2 separate regions of the Homo sapiens genome follow, and region 1 is linked to region 2. A link is a loop called in an ENCODE intact Hi-C map of the cell type or tissue named here. Cell type or tissue: K562. All regions are shown on one strand. Each heading gives the region's core, and the rest is flanking DNA. Links, peaks and the distances in the headings are about the cores only. Region 1 overlaps CPED1 (cadherin like and PC-esterase domain containing 1). Region 2 overlaps WNT16 (Wnt family member 16).

Evidence for each region. A loop is a pair of places that touch in the nucleus more often than their neighbours do. Peaks named below come from ENCODE experiments on the same cell type or tissue, not always from the same donor. Only the 100,000 strongest peaks of a DNase experiment are listed, where the experiment ranks them.
Region 1: a loop joins it to region 2, with 3 times the contacts of the local background. A loop is called at or near these places in 2 of 110 quality-filtered maps.

The regions. Positions count from the first base shown.
Region 1 is chr7:121,103,770-121,112,121 of GRCh38, reverse strand. All of the region lies in intron 7 of CPED1 (cadherin like and PC-esterase domain containing 1), which reads right to left. Among named protein-coding and RNA genes, the nearest start is that of CPED1, 120 kb to the right of the region's middle. RefSeq lists a silencer at 4,048-4,097. In K562, for the core only: a CTCF peak has its summit at 4,012 (motif pointing right); a DNase peak (open chromatin) is centred at 4,001.
Region 2 is chr7:121,333,793-121,342,078 of GRCh38, reverse strand. It overlaps WNT16 (Wnt family member 16), which reads right to left. Exons shown (of 4, transcript NM_057168.2): 4 at 975-3,198. The coding sequence ends at 2,734. Among named protein-coding and RNA genes, the nearest start is that of WNT16, 8.9 kb to the right of the region's middle. In K562, for the core only: a CTCF peak has its summit at 4,450; a DNase peak (open chromatin) is centred at 4,448.

The DNA.
Region 1 (8,352 bases), core at 320-8,319, 230 kb after region 2:
TAAGAATCCTGAAACTGCCACTGTGTAGCGGAACATCAGGTGGACTACAAGACGATGACAGGCACATGGCCAAGTCATCCCAGTGGCCCTAGCTGATACCCAGCCAATATCTAGGAGCGTGAGTGAAGGCAGGCTAGACTACCCAGCCTCGCTTAGCCACCATCTGCCTATAGAGATGAGCAGAGCTGGTCCAGACAATTTATAGAACCATGAGAAATAATAAATGTTTATTTGAAGTCACTAAGTTTGGAGATGATTTGCTCTGCAAAAGCTGACTGATTCAATTTGCCTTTTATCATTGTTTAAATTTTGTCTTCATTTCTCCTCTTTTTGAAATGGAGCCCGCATCTCCTTCTCACACCTCTCATATGGAGAAGGTGATCTAAGAACCTCATGTGTTTTTTCTTTTTTATTTTCAGTGCTTAGAATGCAACTTAAGCCTTGCTGATTCTGATTGAGTTATTTGTTTCAAACTTCTCTAACTTCACTCTGGCTTCCATCCCAAACATTGAATAGATTGAACCCTTTTTAGGGTGAGCATTTTCCTAAGCATGTTCTCACCTTCTTATCTGAATACATCACACTAGACCACTCTACTATCCTTCAAAAGATTAGACTTGTGATTTGAGGCACCATCTATTTGAAAATAACCCAATTTTATGGTGGCTGAGAAACAGGCACCCCTGCCAAGGCTGTTTTTATAGCAATGGGTACCTGGAGCTGTGGGAACCTCCCTGTCACACCAGGATGGGCAAATAGCTACAGTTATTCTTCTATTCATTTAGAAGTGGTAGGATACTTCTGTTGGAAATAGGGGTTACAGTGACTGGGGAGAAGAAAGGCAGAGAGAGGAAGTGAATGGAAAAAGAATCACCAAATTGTCCAGGAGAAAAATTTTCTGGTAGGGCCTTCAGTCAGGTTACAGAGCAACCAAGGGCTGAGAAGAGGTAGATGAGTAAGAACCAGCCTCAACAGGTAAGCTGCTGTATGAACAGGAACCTGTGTGCCTCTCCACCTCCTCATTTCACATTTCTCTTTCCCATTCCTCCTCCTGACTGGTTGCTCCCCCATCTGATCTCTCAGTCAATGGCACCACCATTCAAATAATGGCTGAAGAGTCATCCTTGAACCCTCTCTCTTTAGCCTCTCACACCCCAACACCAATTCTTGTTTCTACCTTCAAAACGTATCCACATTTCTCCTTTTTTAGACTACCATATCTCACCAACCTAGATCAAGCCACCATGCTCCTCATCTGGACCCCTGAATGGCCTTGCAACTGGTTTCTCTGCCTCTGTTCACAATTCTCTTCAATCTGTTCTCCACAAAGCAGCAGAATGGGCTTAAAAAGTAAATCAGATTATGATAGCCTCCTGTTCACTATCTTTTAGAGGCATCCCTTTGCCCATAGGGAAAAAATTCAATTTCTTACCTTTCCTGACTCCTGTGTGATTGGGCTCTTGCCTTTCTCTCAATCTCTCTACCACTCACCCTGTGTTCAACATGTTACACAGTCAGTGGTTGTGGCATTCTCTGAATATGTGAAGACTCTCCTACCTTTGGAATTGTCCTTTTGCTGGGAGTATTTTACTGTCATCTCTTGAAATGGCACTTAGTCTCATCACAGAATTATAGCTCAGATATCACCTATTCAGGGCAATCTTTCTACCTCTCATAAAGTGGGCAGACCAGTTAGTTCCTAGTCAACATCCATCCTGTTCATTTCATTCTTAGATATATTAAATACCTGTAACTATCTGAATTTCTTTATATGTGTATAATTAATTATCTGTTTTTCATCTGTCATTCCATACAAGAATAAACTTTACAAAGGCAGGGACTTTGCCTTGTTTCCTGCTATGCTACTGGAGCCCAACATAACATCTAGCATATAAGAGGTAGCCGGTAAATACTTGTAGCAGGAATCAAAAGGCTAATTTAACTCATAGGAAAACCATCCCTATTTTATAGACATGGAAAGTGGTCCATAGATGTAAGCAGATTTGTCTAAGGTCATAGAGTTTGTACAAGGACTTTCTTACTGCACACCGATCCCCAGACCTGTAGAAGTATGGCTTGGGATTTTTCTTTTCTTTCCTGCATATCCAGTGCTATAGATCTAATGCTGGTGATTTATTTCTCTCTCCTTTAAAGTAAAAATGCAATTGGATATTTGCTTATTACTCAGCCTGAAAGGATGTAATCATCGTCCTATTCATGTTGTAAAATCACATTTCTTTAACAGTAACTCCTTGAAGGCATGAAAATGAAATATATTTCCTTAGCATAATGTTTTTCTTCTGTGACTTCTGAGTTTAAAGTAATGATTTCTCTGTGTGTGATTTGAACAAATATTCTTCATGTAGATAATCTGAGTAATCAAGCACATAGAAAAATTCTTATACCTTTCAAATATATCTGAAAAAATTTCTAGTAGAAGTTATTCAGAAGTTATTCTACTAGAAATTTCTACCAAAGCATCAGTTTGGAACAGTATGTTTTTTAAACAGATTGATGAGGCTATGGTACCTGGAACTGTTAGATTCCGGAAAACTAGAGACCAAATAAGAAGAAGCTGATGTAGAGGGGAAACATAGTGCATATGAATACGGATATATATGTAAATAAAGGGATGCTTGGAATTTCCTCTCCTGTTTGAAGTCCCTTTCTCTAAATTTTAAAGACTTGCTTCATCGAGCTTCTAAGAACTGCTTTTACAGGCTAGGAATAGGGAGTGAAAGGACAAATTGTTTTGAGACAAAGAAGACAGAGTGATGTGTATAGGAATGCTCTGTGTCAGCCAGTGACGCAATGAGAGAATGACCGCCCTATAGGCAGACGCTCCATAGAGATCTAACAAAAGCAATGAAATACGTCTTTATGTTGCAGAAGGTAGAGAATACAAAATATATCTGAAGAGTCCTGGGAGAGAATCCATTTCTGCTGCCTCAGTAGCACTCAGAGAAATAAAACACAAATTTTCAGTTCTATATCATAATATCAGGTCATTTAGATAATTTAAAGGAATTCCAGTTAACAGCAGATTTGAGGCTCAGGTTGTAATCAAATAGAAGTAACACAAAAGATTCATGGGTACAGTAGTGCAGTCTTACATGTTAAGTATAAAATGCCAGCTCTAACTGTACAGTAATTTTAAAACTGGTATTGTGTAGTAAGTTTAAAACTATGTGTTGCAAAATCTTTTTTGTTGTTGTTGTTTTTCCAAGGAAAAAAGTTTAGGTCTTAATTTTTGGGCAATGGGACAGGGTGGTGTTTTTGAGCTTGTGGTGACTGGCTTAGACTAGAGTTTTATGGAAATCAGTCCAACATCCCTGACATATTTTGTATGATCTACACATAAGACAGTATAGCATGTTTATAAGTCATTTCTTCTAAGTCAGTATTCCATATTCCATAAAAATATCCTATATTTGTGTACTTTGCATATTTATACCACTCTCAAGTAAATTCCTTGAGGAGAAAGAGCTCTAGAAAATATCATTGAATTTCCTTATATGAAAAAAACATTACAAAATGTACATTTCTTCACTTAAATGTATACTCACAAGTTTATGACTAATAGGCTTAACTTTTCCATAGAAAAAAATTAAGATTATTATATTTTATGATATGAATTTGAGCTGGAAGAATGAATTTTCTTAACATATAGTCATCTGAGGGATATCATTCTTTAATAGCACTGCATATTAAATTTTACAAAGTGTTCTTAAGTGAAAAAACAATGTCCAGTGGCTGGCAAATGCTGAAATCATTCCAAATAATTGTGTGGCCTAGGTAATTTAAATTGTAGTGAGGAATTATCATCATTCGCAATCTACTTAAAAGCACAGCTTTCTTACTGTAAGTATGGGTTATAAAATAACTTTTTTAAAATAAATATGTTTAATCCAATGGGGGAAAAATGCTCCATGCTTTGCTAAGCATTTTTGCCTTTTTTCCTCTTGCCATTGGACAGCTCAGACTATTTGTACAATAGCAAAAAAGACCACTAGGGGGCAATACAGTAATTGTTTTGCTCCATCTCACTGCTATGTAGGCTTCCTTAGTGAAAAAAGATTGCTGTTTCTTCTAAATTTGAAACCACATTTTAATATATGGAAGGAAAAAGGCTGTATTTCATTTTAAACTTACAATGAATAAATCACATAAGACAAATGCAAGTCAGATTTTCTCCTGAAGGGAGCAAAAGCCTGTCTTCCTTCAGCAGACAAATCAGTTTTACCTAGTTGGCACATTTGAGGATATTTTATATTTAGAATTTGTCAGCCTTTGAGACAGATCTCAAGGAATAAAGGATATTGTTAATAAAAATCTCAAAAATGATATACATTTAATAAGTTTCAAAACGTACTGGTAAAAACTTACTTTTTTTCTATACCCAAAGTAAAAGTGTAAAAATCATTTAACTTCCCCACTGAGTAAATATTCTGTAATAAACTTAAGCATTAAAGCGATTAATTTTTGGAGACAATTACTGCCATTATTTTCACTGTTATTACTTTGCACCCACATACCACTTTGTAAAGGAGTTATTTTTATTACTAATTATTCTTTTCAGCAATTTGATGAGTGGAGTCTCTATTCTAATTCATTTCTCTCTCCCTGAATCGGCTGAATATTAGCTACTATGCCAGGCACTGAAGATTTGTTTCCTACATAAATAAAGAATAAGCAAACTCTCTTCTTTTAAGGATTTCAAAAAGATTTAGGCAAGTAGATTTTTCCTCTTGGTTTTTGTTCTCCTGTTTGCTGACTTCATGTGATTTTTTCCTTCCAATATATTTTCCTGTCATCAGAAGATATTTAACATTACCACAGTGATGAAAAAGTTAAGCCTTGTTGTTAAAGTCTTAGGGATAAAGATTTATAAAATTAAATTCAATAACTCTCTAGGTGTCTGTACAGAAATGAAAACATTTAGGAAGATTGCAGGGAGTTTTGCCTTAATTCATGGTCCATTTCCCAAAGATCCATCTTAACAATCCTTTCTTGCATGAGGGTAGTGAAGAAAGGGAATACAGCTGTTCTGTCTTCGAACATCTCTACGGCTTAGCTGGCTCATCTATTAAAGAAATAATAAGAAACTAAAAAATTAAGATGGTGCTGCTCTCTATGGACGCTTAAAGTGCTTTGAAAGATTGCTTACACTAGACCTCTTTTCCCAGGCTTGGTTTTTACTCTAAACACTTGTTTATTTTATAAACTTGTTATCGGCAAGGTGTAACAGAAATCAGAGTGACATTACTGTGCTGGGCAACGGCAGAAAGAGGAAGAGCCCGCAGAGATTAATTTTTAAGAGCTTCTGTGAAGTTCACGGGCAATACACTTCCAGGATCCAGTTCAGAGAAACAACACTTGCTCTTTTCAAGTCCATAACTGGGTCCCATCCTCATCCCAGCATATACCTTCCCTTGATGGCTCCAGGGAGAAGCAGGCTGTGAACAGGACAGGTGAAGGGGAGGAGCTGAGAAGGGAAACATACATTCTATCCTCCAAAGTACTATTGAGGAACTTTTCCATCTTTCAAGCATCCAGAAGGAGGGAAGAAGGAATGAACTTACCTCACCTGATTTCACACTGAAATCCCTGAGTATTAGCTTACCTCCATTTTTCTGGATATATAATTAACACTTGCCTACTGATTTTCTAGTATTAAAGGCAATAATAATTAGCAAATTTATTCATTAGTGTTAGGTTTTACCTTTACACTGTCATAATACATTATATATATATATGTAGGCATATATACACATATATGTGTATACCTATATAAAGCATTATATAGCATCTACCTATATAAAGCATTATGTTAGTTAATTATATTTGCATATGTCTATGCGTTCATTACCCTAGTTCAGAAGGGAAAATATGCCTGAATTAACAATGATGGAATATGTAAATCCATAATACTATCTTCTGTTGTAGAACCTGCTCTTAAATCATATTTTCCCCAAATGGCAGTTTTTAATAAGTTATTATTAATGAGGTACCTTTAATTAAAATAAGGATGATAGACAACGATTCACTGATAAACATTTTTGAGCATCTGCCATGCGCCAGGAACTCTGTGAGGCTCTGGAAATGCAAACACATTGCTTGCCTTTTTGAGGCTTAGAGTCATCTGCTTAAGTTATCATTTTGGCCAGATAAAGATGATCATCATTAATGAATAGTTTTCTTTACATTTAGGATAATCATCCAAGTTCAGCCTTCAGAATTAACGAATGTACAAAATGACTTGACAAATCTTTTAATAGAACCAAGTTGGGAATGAAGGAATGAATGAATGAGTGAATGAATTGCTTTTTAAAAAGACACAAAGTTGCTATAAAGAGTATTAGTGCAATCTAACATCAATGTGGGCTGATTACTTTGCAGTTATTATAAAAGTTTTTAAAGTAAGTCAGCTTTGGTCACAAGTTTATTCAATTACATGCTGGTTATTTATAATTTCTATTTATATAAAATCATACTTTAAAATGAACACCCTGATGCAATTTTAAAATTTAATTCAAGCAAAAGTAGGTTAAGTAATACGTCAACTCTTTTTACAAACTCTCAGGAGAAGACTTTTATTCACATTCTTTCTACAGCTGACATAAATCTCCCGGGCCTAGCGAAGGGCCAGATGCTCAGTCAAAAGCCTTTTACAAGGTCTGCTTCGTAGCCTGCAGTTTTGGACATAAAATGAAGATCAGGGGAAGAACACTTCCTAAGGTTGAAAAACCATACTGTCACTTTATACTTTCTTCCAAAGACATTACTCATTTTTACCTTGGGAATATATAAGCAATCTCACCCAACATTATCAAAGGCAGTGCATAAATATTGACGACAAATGAGGCTAACTTCATCCCTACAACTGTGTCATATTTCCAAAATGAATAAGGGATATATGCATCTTTTTAAAAGGAATCTTGTACATAACACCATTCCTCTCTTTGCCACAGTTCTCCTCTGCCCTCTGTGCACATTTGCTGATTGTATTGATGTGAGAGGGAACTGCAAGCACTGGAGATGGAAGAATGGTCCCCTGAAGGCCAGTGCAGCGGTGGTAGAGAGCTGGTGATTTAGAACTTACAAATCTGACTTGAAAAAAGGCTACGGTATCCCAGATTTCCCTATCTCTATCAAAGTGGCCCTTATCCAGAAATTCAGATTATGACATCTGTCTATTGCATTTACTGGAAAACAAATGATCATTTGTATAATATTTACCTATATCATGTATATATCATTGCAAAGTAGAGTGGCTGGCTTATAGCAGTTAGGGATAAAGTAGACTCAGGCAATTTCTTCATGCAGTTAAAATTTTTTTAATGACCTTTGATTCAATTCAATCGAAGAGACATTTATAGGGAGCTGATTATATGCAAGGAATCATCTTCATATAACTTTATATCTGATGTCAAATATGGAATAGCAACAAATCTAACATCTTCAAATATGGGATGGCTGATCAAACAATGAATTAATTTATGTCTTGACTGGACAAAATAAGGCTTTGGACAAGCTTTTCTGCCAGAAGTCACAAATCTCTTCAGCGATACATTTTCATAAAAATAGTCAAATATGGTCAGAAGTACAAAGAATCTTCAGACATCATAAAAAGTTACAGATATTACAGTTGCCTCTCTGTTGGGTAACTTATTTTGTGATTTACAACGGATGAAGGGATGACTTGTGACTTTTTGCTCTAAGAACCGAATTTAAATTTATGACATTTCTTGCAGTTAATCTTTATGACCTGTGTTTTAAGACAGACATAGATGCATTTAACCAAAAGTTATAGTTAGAATATTTGTGAAAGAATTTTACTCGTGAATTTATAGATACAAACTGAAGTTTTATAATTAAGAGCTTTTTAAGGGAAGACATTTTAAAATAAAATATTTCTTAAAATTAGATTTATTATACTCATCAAGTAAATGATATTGTCTTAACAGCAACAAATAGAGTTGATTTAAAATCAGATCAAATGGTATAGTAAGCAAATATTACATTTGCGAATTTTTCCCTTTCAAAACTTCCTCTGATTTTAGGTTTGAACATCCTTGGGAAACATCTAACACTAAAATTTTTAAATATTTTATTATGTAGAAGGGCATTAAAAATAGTTTACAAAGCTTCTATTTTCCATTATTCCTCAAATTTGCATTTCTTGATTTTTTTTACTCTCTCCAAAGCTTTAACAGATAAAGTATCTCAGCAGAAGACCTAATTGGAAATAAATGAGCTCATAGTTATATCTGTTATTGCCTTCATACCTTCTTTAGCTGCCAGAATGTTCTATAAATGTTCACTGATAACTAGTTTAGTGGGCTTGCCTCA
Region 2 (8,286 bases), core at 287-8,286:
GTTGAGTTTTCCATTACTTGCAACATAAGGGGCCCTAATGAATGCAGGCAATGTGGTTTAGACTAGATAGGAGCCTTTGGGTCCCAGAATTGTGTTCCCAGGAGCACCATGGTGCTTCCTCTACCATGACTGGGAGTGGGATGGAAATGGGCTAAGGGCAGGCTGTCAGCCAATAAGAGAGATAGATAGGTGATGGCCAGGCGCGGTAGCTCACACCTGTAATCCCAACACTTTGGGAGGCCGAGGTGGGTGGATCACTTGAGGTCAAGAGTTTGAGACCAGCCTGGCCAACATGGTGAAACTCCGTCTCTACCAAAAATACAAAAATTAGCTAGTCATGGTGGCACATGCCTGTAATCCCAGCTACTTGGGAGGCTGAAGCGGGAGAATCATTTGAACCCAGAAGGCAGATGTTGCAGTGAGCCGAGATCGGGTCACTGCACTCCAGCCTGGGCAACAGAGTGAGACTGTCTTAAAAAAAAAAAAAAAAAGTGAGAAACTTAAGGATGGCTTCCATGGTGATACCAAAGGTGAGAAGAAAAGAAGAACCCAAAGACACAGGTTTGGAGTTAGGAGGAGTTTTTGCTTAGGCATCCCAGAGAGAGGTGCCTGAGTTAGCATCACTGTTTTAAAGGAATGGCTGAACAGTAATCAAGTCTTTGTAAATTAGAGGCTGCCTGATTCTCACAGTCAGTTGATAAGGTAATTATGAAAGGTTTTCTAATTAATAGAAGAAATTGGTTGTTAATAGACACTACAGTCTTTCTGTTTTTTAAAAATGGGTGATTATGTTCAAAGAAGACAAAATAGATTTACTTTGAAAAAAATAGGCAGGAGAGAGTGTATATTTTCAGATTATTCTGTTCAAGGGATGCTAAAGACTGGAAAACCACTTTTAAATATGCACTATATTCATATATTTGCCATTTCTGTGTCTCTCATTTAGTAAATAATAACTTTGTCAAACTTTACAATCACAGTTAAATGCTTAGTCTTGATTTTAATATTAGATCTGAGACATTTTCCATGGGTTTGCTCTTTTTCAAAAATTGTTTCTCTGCCTCAGTGAATAAAATTAAAGAGAAATAGAATGAAGACTGTGGGGCAGGGAAACATTTCTTTATCTTATTAATAAGAAAATGAATATTCTCTTTGTCCATTCTGAATTTTAAAAATCTATTTTTTTCTATATAATACTGAAATATTTAACAATTCATAAAAAACATAAGCATTTACATTAAAATACATCCTTAAATAGAGCCCTGTAATTTTTACCAGGAACCTTGTAAAATATGATGAATATACATGCATGAATATTAAAAACAAGAAAGACCACTTAACATTCAAATAGAAATGCAGCATTACATAAAATATAATAAATATCCAGGATATCAAATCCACAAATTGATCACTATTCTGATTTAGATTCTTTTTTCCAGTTAAGACTTTTACTAATATAATTTATTATAATAACCTTATGAGTTAAGCATAACTAATGTGAAAAGAGAATTCAATTAATCTTACTGCTGAAATAACACAAATTTTTGATATTTTGCAACATATTTTAATCTATAACATATAAAACTGTCATTTTAGCAAGAAATACACATCCATATAACTAACTGCTAAGTTAAATTCTCTTCGATGTCCAAAAAAATAGCATTAATAGTATGAAAAAAAATAAGCTAATATTATTTATGAGATAATTTTACTGCCTTAGCTCTTAGGCTTTGTCAATAAATGTTTTAATATAAATCATATAACTTAAGTACTGTATTTACAAAATAGAAACTTTTTAAACAAAATTCTTTACAAAACACTGTCTTTACACATTTAAAGGGTGCTTTTCTTTACAATGTATGAAATTATATTTTTACCTCCACTGTTTACCTCTCCTTTTCCCGCATGTTTCAGGATCCTCCCCCCAGTATCTCAGAGGTGGGTTTTTAACAGTTGAAACTGATCTGTGATAAAAGTATGAATCTAAAGATCAAAGATTGCTATATACCTTATGGAGGTTTTTCCAGATTCTCCCAGTGAAAAGGCACTTAAAATCTAAATCATTCATTATACTTTTTACATATTGATTCTTTGTCACTAAACATCTGTAATGATCATTTTTTTAGGGATATTATATCACTTAAGAAGATTCTTTTTGATTACCTTTCTTTGGAAGTACATGAAAGGGTAAGTCAGCACCCAATGCTTATGTTAACTTTTCAACATCTTCTATCCACACACAAACAGTATAATTTCTTCAGTTAAAATACTGAGAGAATAAATGAGATTCATGTTAATGTCTCCTTATTGCTATAAGAGGTGTCTTTTAAAAATGACTAATGTTCACCCACCATTATTGAGTCCTGTAACTAAGTTCCATATTCAAGGATCTTATCCTGAGTATGGCAGGCCTCCTGGCATAAGGGATCTTTCCTGTTATTTCTTGCTTAGGAAACAGATTATCTTCCTTGTATGTCAATATATATTCCCCAAATCATCAAAAGGTGAATATAAACCTTTTCAACATTAGAATCCCAAGAAATCCACATGATTGATGGGTTGATCAGATAAAGGAAAATATGTCGATCAGGTAAGGGAAACTCTCAGGTCCAAGGTTCTAGGGATTCCACTGCAAGAGTCAACTTTACTAGCGCTGCACAGGGATGGGCACCTCTCTGGTTGCAATGCCATTGTATATTGCTGAGGCATCTTGCCCAAGGCTGGATGGAGTGGTTACTTGCAAGTGTGGACATCAGTCATGCTTTCACACCTCCTGCAACGGACATAGCAGCACCAGATGAACTTACACTCACACCTCTCCACGTGCCTGACCACATGGGTGTTGTAACCTCGGCCACAGCAGAGGAGGTTGCAGCCATCTGCACCCTCTGATGTACGGTTGCATTCTCTGCCTTGTGTCCCTGGGATTCCCAGTTTCTTATCTTCTACACAGTAGTTGGGAGACTTATTAACATAGAGCAGATCATCCTTATGGATTGGTATTTTCCTCTGATCTTTTTCTCTCCTGCGCATTTTCCTCTTTGTTTTGTCTGATATCTGGATACTGTTTTCATATTTATCCTTCAACAAATGGCCAATCTTTTCAAAAGAAGACATGGTTTTCCAGCATGTTTTCACAGCACAGGAGCCGGAAACTCCGTGGCAGCGGCAGTCTACTGACATCAACTTGGCGACAGCCTGAAACCAACAGTAATTGTGTTCAACTATCAATCATAAAGTGTTTTACTCAACAACAGAAGCACAGTTAATCTAATCAATTAACTTTCTGGGTCTATTTCCTCTTGAATAAAAATGATGGTTTTGAACGTAAATAATCTTTAAAATTGCGTAGGCTTCAAATGTTTCGTCCTTTGGTTTTTGTCCCAAATGTTTTGTCCAAATTTCTTGACCCTTCAGAGCAAAGCTTTCCAAGCTGTACTTAAAGTAGTGGACCAGACTAATATTATTGGAGATTATCTGCGATAACAAAAGGAAATTACTTCTATTTCTAATCCCCGGTCTAATTTTGAATGTGGTAGGATGCTTATGCATGCCTGTATGTTCCTGATACCATTCAACACCTCGTTACTCAGAATACAGCTCAGGGACCAGCAACACCAGCATCACTTGTGAGATATGCAGACTCTCAGGCCCCACTCCAGACCTACAGAACCAAAAGCTGCATTTTTAACAAGATTGTCATTAAAATTTGAGAAGCACTGAGAGAGAAGTTACCCTTAGCTCTCATGGTGCATAGAAACATCATGGAACTTTACAAATAACCAATGCTCAAACCTCTCAGATTCTGATTTCACTGGTCGGGCAGGGGGTGGGGTGTCCAGGCCATGGTACTTTCACAAAGCCGCTGAGATTATTTTAATGAGCATCCAGGGATGAGACGTATTGATTCAATTGAGAGTTCTCAAGTTTGATCACTATAAAAGTCAGTCACATACAAAGGGAGGGGTGGAGGTGGTGAACTATGCTATCCCCTGGTTCCAGGCCACATGAGAAACTATGACAAATCTGGTTTAGTTGGTCAAAAGGAGAAGGGGCTACAGTATGGTGGCTCCCCCCAGCAAATTCTCCTTTTCTGGAAAATTAATTCAAAACACATGCCCTATCCTTGATGAATCAGTAGCATTATCCTAGCATGGAAAATACAAAGGGGATAATGTTTATGTAATTTTTTCAATTCTAAGTGCTAAGTTCAGTTTAAACAGACTAAGAAGTTAAATGAAACTACATATATTTGTAATAGTCCACTGCCTGACACACACTAAGGTCTAAATAAAAGCCCCTTTCTCTGAAAAAGAAGGTACAGTTAGAGTTGAGATAAACATTTCCAGTAAGGCTAGGGGTGCAAAAACAATATAGAGATTTCAAAAGTTTAGGGCTCTAATCTCTTACATACCAGGCTAGCCAGCATAGCTTCCTTCAATCCCCAGACGATGGCAGAACAGATTAATAAATCGTCAGGGCTAGCTGTGGAGTTGACGTTCTGTCAACATGCTGGGTAAAATGAAAGATGGATCCATCCATTCAATAACTTGGAAATTATGTGTGTAATCTCACCAAAGAAAGGAAAAACCTCACAGTTTAAATTCCACTTACAATTCTTATGAAAACAATAAAATGACAGGGGTCTACACTTTGCTGTTTTGTACCAAACCTGACATTGACACGTTTGCAGAATGTTATGTTTTCAAACAAATTTTAAAAATGTCTGAACTATCTAATGAGACAATATTGCACACAAATAATAACATTTGCAACCTTAAATAAGAGCATATGGTATTGATTTATGCAATGCTTGATATTTCTTAGTAGTGCATATGGCACATTTGCTTTTTTTGAATTCACAAAACTAAGAAACTAATAGATGTATCTATTTCTTCTTAACCCAGGGCAAAAGGTGTCCTGCGATTATATGACAGCAATTTATAAAGTATGTCACAGAAGCTTATTTCTTTAAATTTATGGCATTTCATATTCACAAAACCCTCAATTCTTTAAAACATTTCCAGGCAAATAAATGTGATCTGCCTACTTTGTTCAAATTTTAAGCTCCCAAAGTTTACGAGAAAAAGCTCAATCAGTGCTGGGTAATAACAAAACATAACTGTCCAAAGAACACTAAAAACATAACAATGTATGTTTCCATGTTTAAGCTGATCAGCCTTCTTTACAGTCATCACTTAGTGACTTAAAGCTGTTTCTCCCCTGGATCATGACTGAGGAGCCGATTTTTTCTTTTATTAGTCACTTCAGACATCATGTAAGATGTTGCCAATTTGCACAGCATGAGGGACAAAGTAGACGCTCATCAAATACTTATTGAGTAATTGGTCCAGCTCACTTGAACACTTTTATCTCATCCTCTGTTGGTAAACTGAATCAAGAGGGAGTAATAAAAACCACCTTCTTAAACACATGTCACTGCTAAGAGGTTAATGGTATTGTTTTGAGCCGGCTGGGCTCTCTCTTTCAACTCCTCAGTTTTAGCCCCGTCCACAATAGTGTTACTCTATGAAAGTTATGCACTACAACACGATGAAGGATAAAAAGAGAGACTGATTTTCAAATTCAATTACATCACCTGCTGAATTTGTATTGAAATTATAGAAAGATTTCCCTCCTAGAAAATTAGCCCTTTTGAATACATACATGGAATTTATAATTTTTCAGTGATGACAATTTAAACTTTGAATTGTAAGTGTCCCTAACAATAAACATAATAAAAGAAATAATATCTTTATTATATATGATACATATTATTTTTGTATCCTCGAACATCTATAGAGGTATATACATATTCTTAGAATATCTATGGGCATATATACACACATATATATGCATATATATACTGTATTCTAGGACAGAAAGATAAATGAACTTCAAGGAAAAAAATATCAATAACCTGACCTGGAATTTCAAAGATTATACCCCCATAATATTCCAAGGAAAGAACTTGGACAATCTGGAATTAGAATAAAGCAGTGTAATCACCACTCAGGACTGATGAAATGCAAAATTCAAGGACAGATACACACACACACACACACACACACACACACACACACACACACACAAAGTTTAATTCTACAGAATTAGAATTCTGCTTCTCAGAGCATATTTTAATAAATATTTTACCTGATTTAGTTTTAGAGGAAGATATTTGTTGCACATAATAGCTAGTTAATAAGCAGGTACTTATGATTTCAATTTTACAGAAAAATAAAGTCTGATTAAGACGTTTATCTTACATAAGGAAAGCTGGTGATAAATAATATAAGGTATTTATATGCAGCAGGATAATTTTAGTAGAATAGGGAAAAATAAAAGTGGAAAATGCAAGTATATTTAAGGAAATTGCATGAACACTCCCCCAGAAAGTGTATTCTGGAGATTTTCCTCCAGGATTCTTAATTAATGTTAAATAGCCATTGTGAATTACAGCAATATCACCATAATTTTCTGTTAACAGGAACATAAGAGAATAGCAAAGGAATGAGTGCTGTGTGGTTATGAGAAAATTCCTTTCTCTACTCTAGTTGAGTTGTTAAGGTTTATAACGATATTAACAGAGGAATGTTTTGTTAACTATTGCAAACAGATGTGCACATTTTGGTGGAATATTTTTAAACTATGTCAGAGCAATCAGGAGGGTAGCATTTAATCTACTGGATTCCTTGTGTAAATTTTGGTTTGATAAATTTCTAATGAAGTGAAATAGGAAAGATGCATCATTAATACTTAATGTAAACATAGAAACCGCTTGAGAAGTGGTTTAAGAACTGATTGGTTCCACAATTTTGACTCAGAGGTAATGTGGCAGTTGGCGATTGTTTTTCAGTAAATTACGTTGTCCGAATTTTACAAAAATGGCCAGAAAATTGTTGTGGAACGTTTTGTGACTAACATTTCATTTTCTCAACTATCAGATGATCTAAGTTTTTATAAAAACTGCGACACGAGGTTGGATGGGTGTATGTAGGATTCCTGTTCCTCTGACCCGTTTTGTCCCTTTCTGTCCAAAAATATATTCGAACCTACTGAAAAGCAAAACACTATGTGTTGTTCAACTACTTATAAATATTCTTGGAATAGGTCAATGAAAATTTGGGATTGAGCCCTTCCCACTTTGTTGAGTTACTCATCATAAAACAAATTATGGGGTAGGGAAACTTAAAAGTTTGTGAGGTGGACATGGGAAGAATGGAAATATTTTAAGCACACCAAAAGAAATACCCATAAATATTCCAAGTCACATTATTCCCAGAAGTTCTGCCCCTGGAAGACATCACATCATTCCGTTAGCCAATCATCATTCGGCAACATTATTCTTGGAGTCATAAGTTTAGGAATGGTGTCAGAAACCAAGTGGGAATCAGAGTATTTAAGGTTAGCGGTTAGAAAATCATCTATCCTGCTCACAGTACTACTAAGCGCCAGTACCCACATTTCTCTGAACACTTTCCTACATTTTGAGTTTGTGATTTTGAGGCTAAGAAAATCAACTCAATTGAATACAGACCTGGATTTTATTCAGAAGAATATGCCTATTAGATTAAAATCCTAATTGCCAATGTTGAAAAAATTGAGTTGATTGCTCATCCATGTTAGATAATAACCAGGAAACCTCTTTTATGGTGTTGTTGGTTTTGTTTTTGTTTTTGTTTTTTTGCCAGCAACAGAAAGAAAAATACAAAACTCTGTTGAATTATAATACCTCAAGAGAAAATAAAAACAACAACAAAAACACCAGCATAGTACCTACCAAATAACCAGGAAAATGTTTTCTAATATTTTAAGATTTCATCTAAATGTGAAACAATGTGAACCAAAAATGAACAATGTGAAAAAAATGATTCAGGAGAGAAAACTCAGAGATTTACACAAAATGTACATATATGCATAAATTGAATTGTTTTCAAGCTAGTTAGAATAATAGCAAGAACCTAGGTAATGTTAGAAAATTATTTTTTGCCAATAAAAATGGATTTAAATTAATGGTGAATAGGAAGTATGTTTTTAATAAAATCAGGATATAAATAATAGTTTAAGATTAGCATTAACAGTTACAGAGAGGAACATTACTACCTAATTTGAAAAACACACAATATAAAATAAAACCAAATAGCTGCCGAATGTTACTAATAAAAATATATTTTAGAATGCTTTAGGGTTTTTTGTAAGTCCCAAGATGATTTTATTTAAGAGAATCAATCATAACGTGAGTTTTTGTGTTCTGAATTTCTAGTTTATTAAAAATCTCTACCAAAT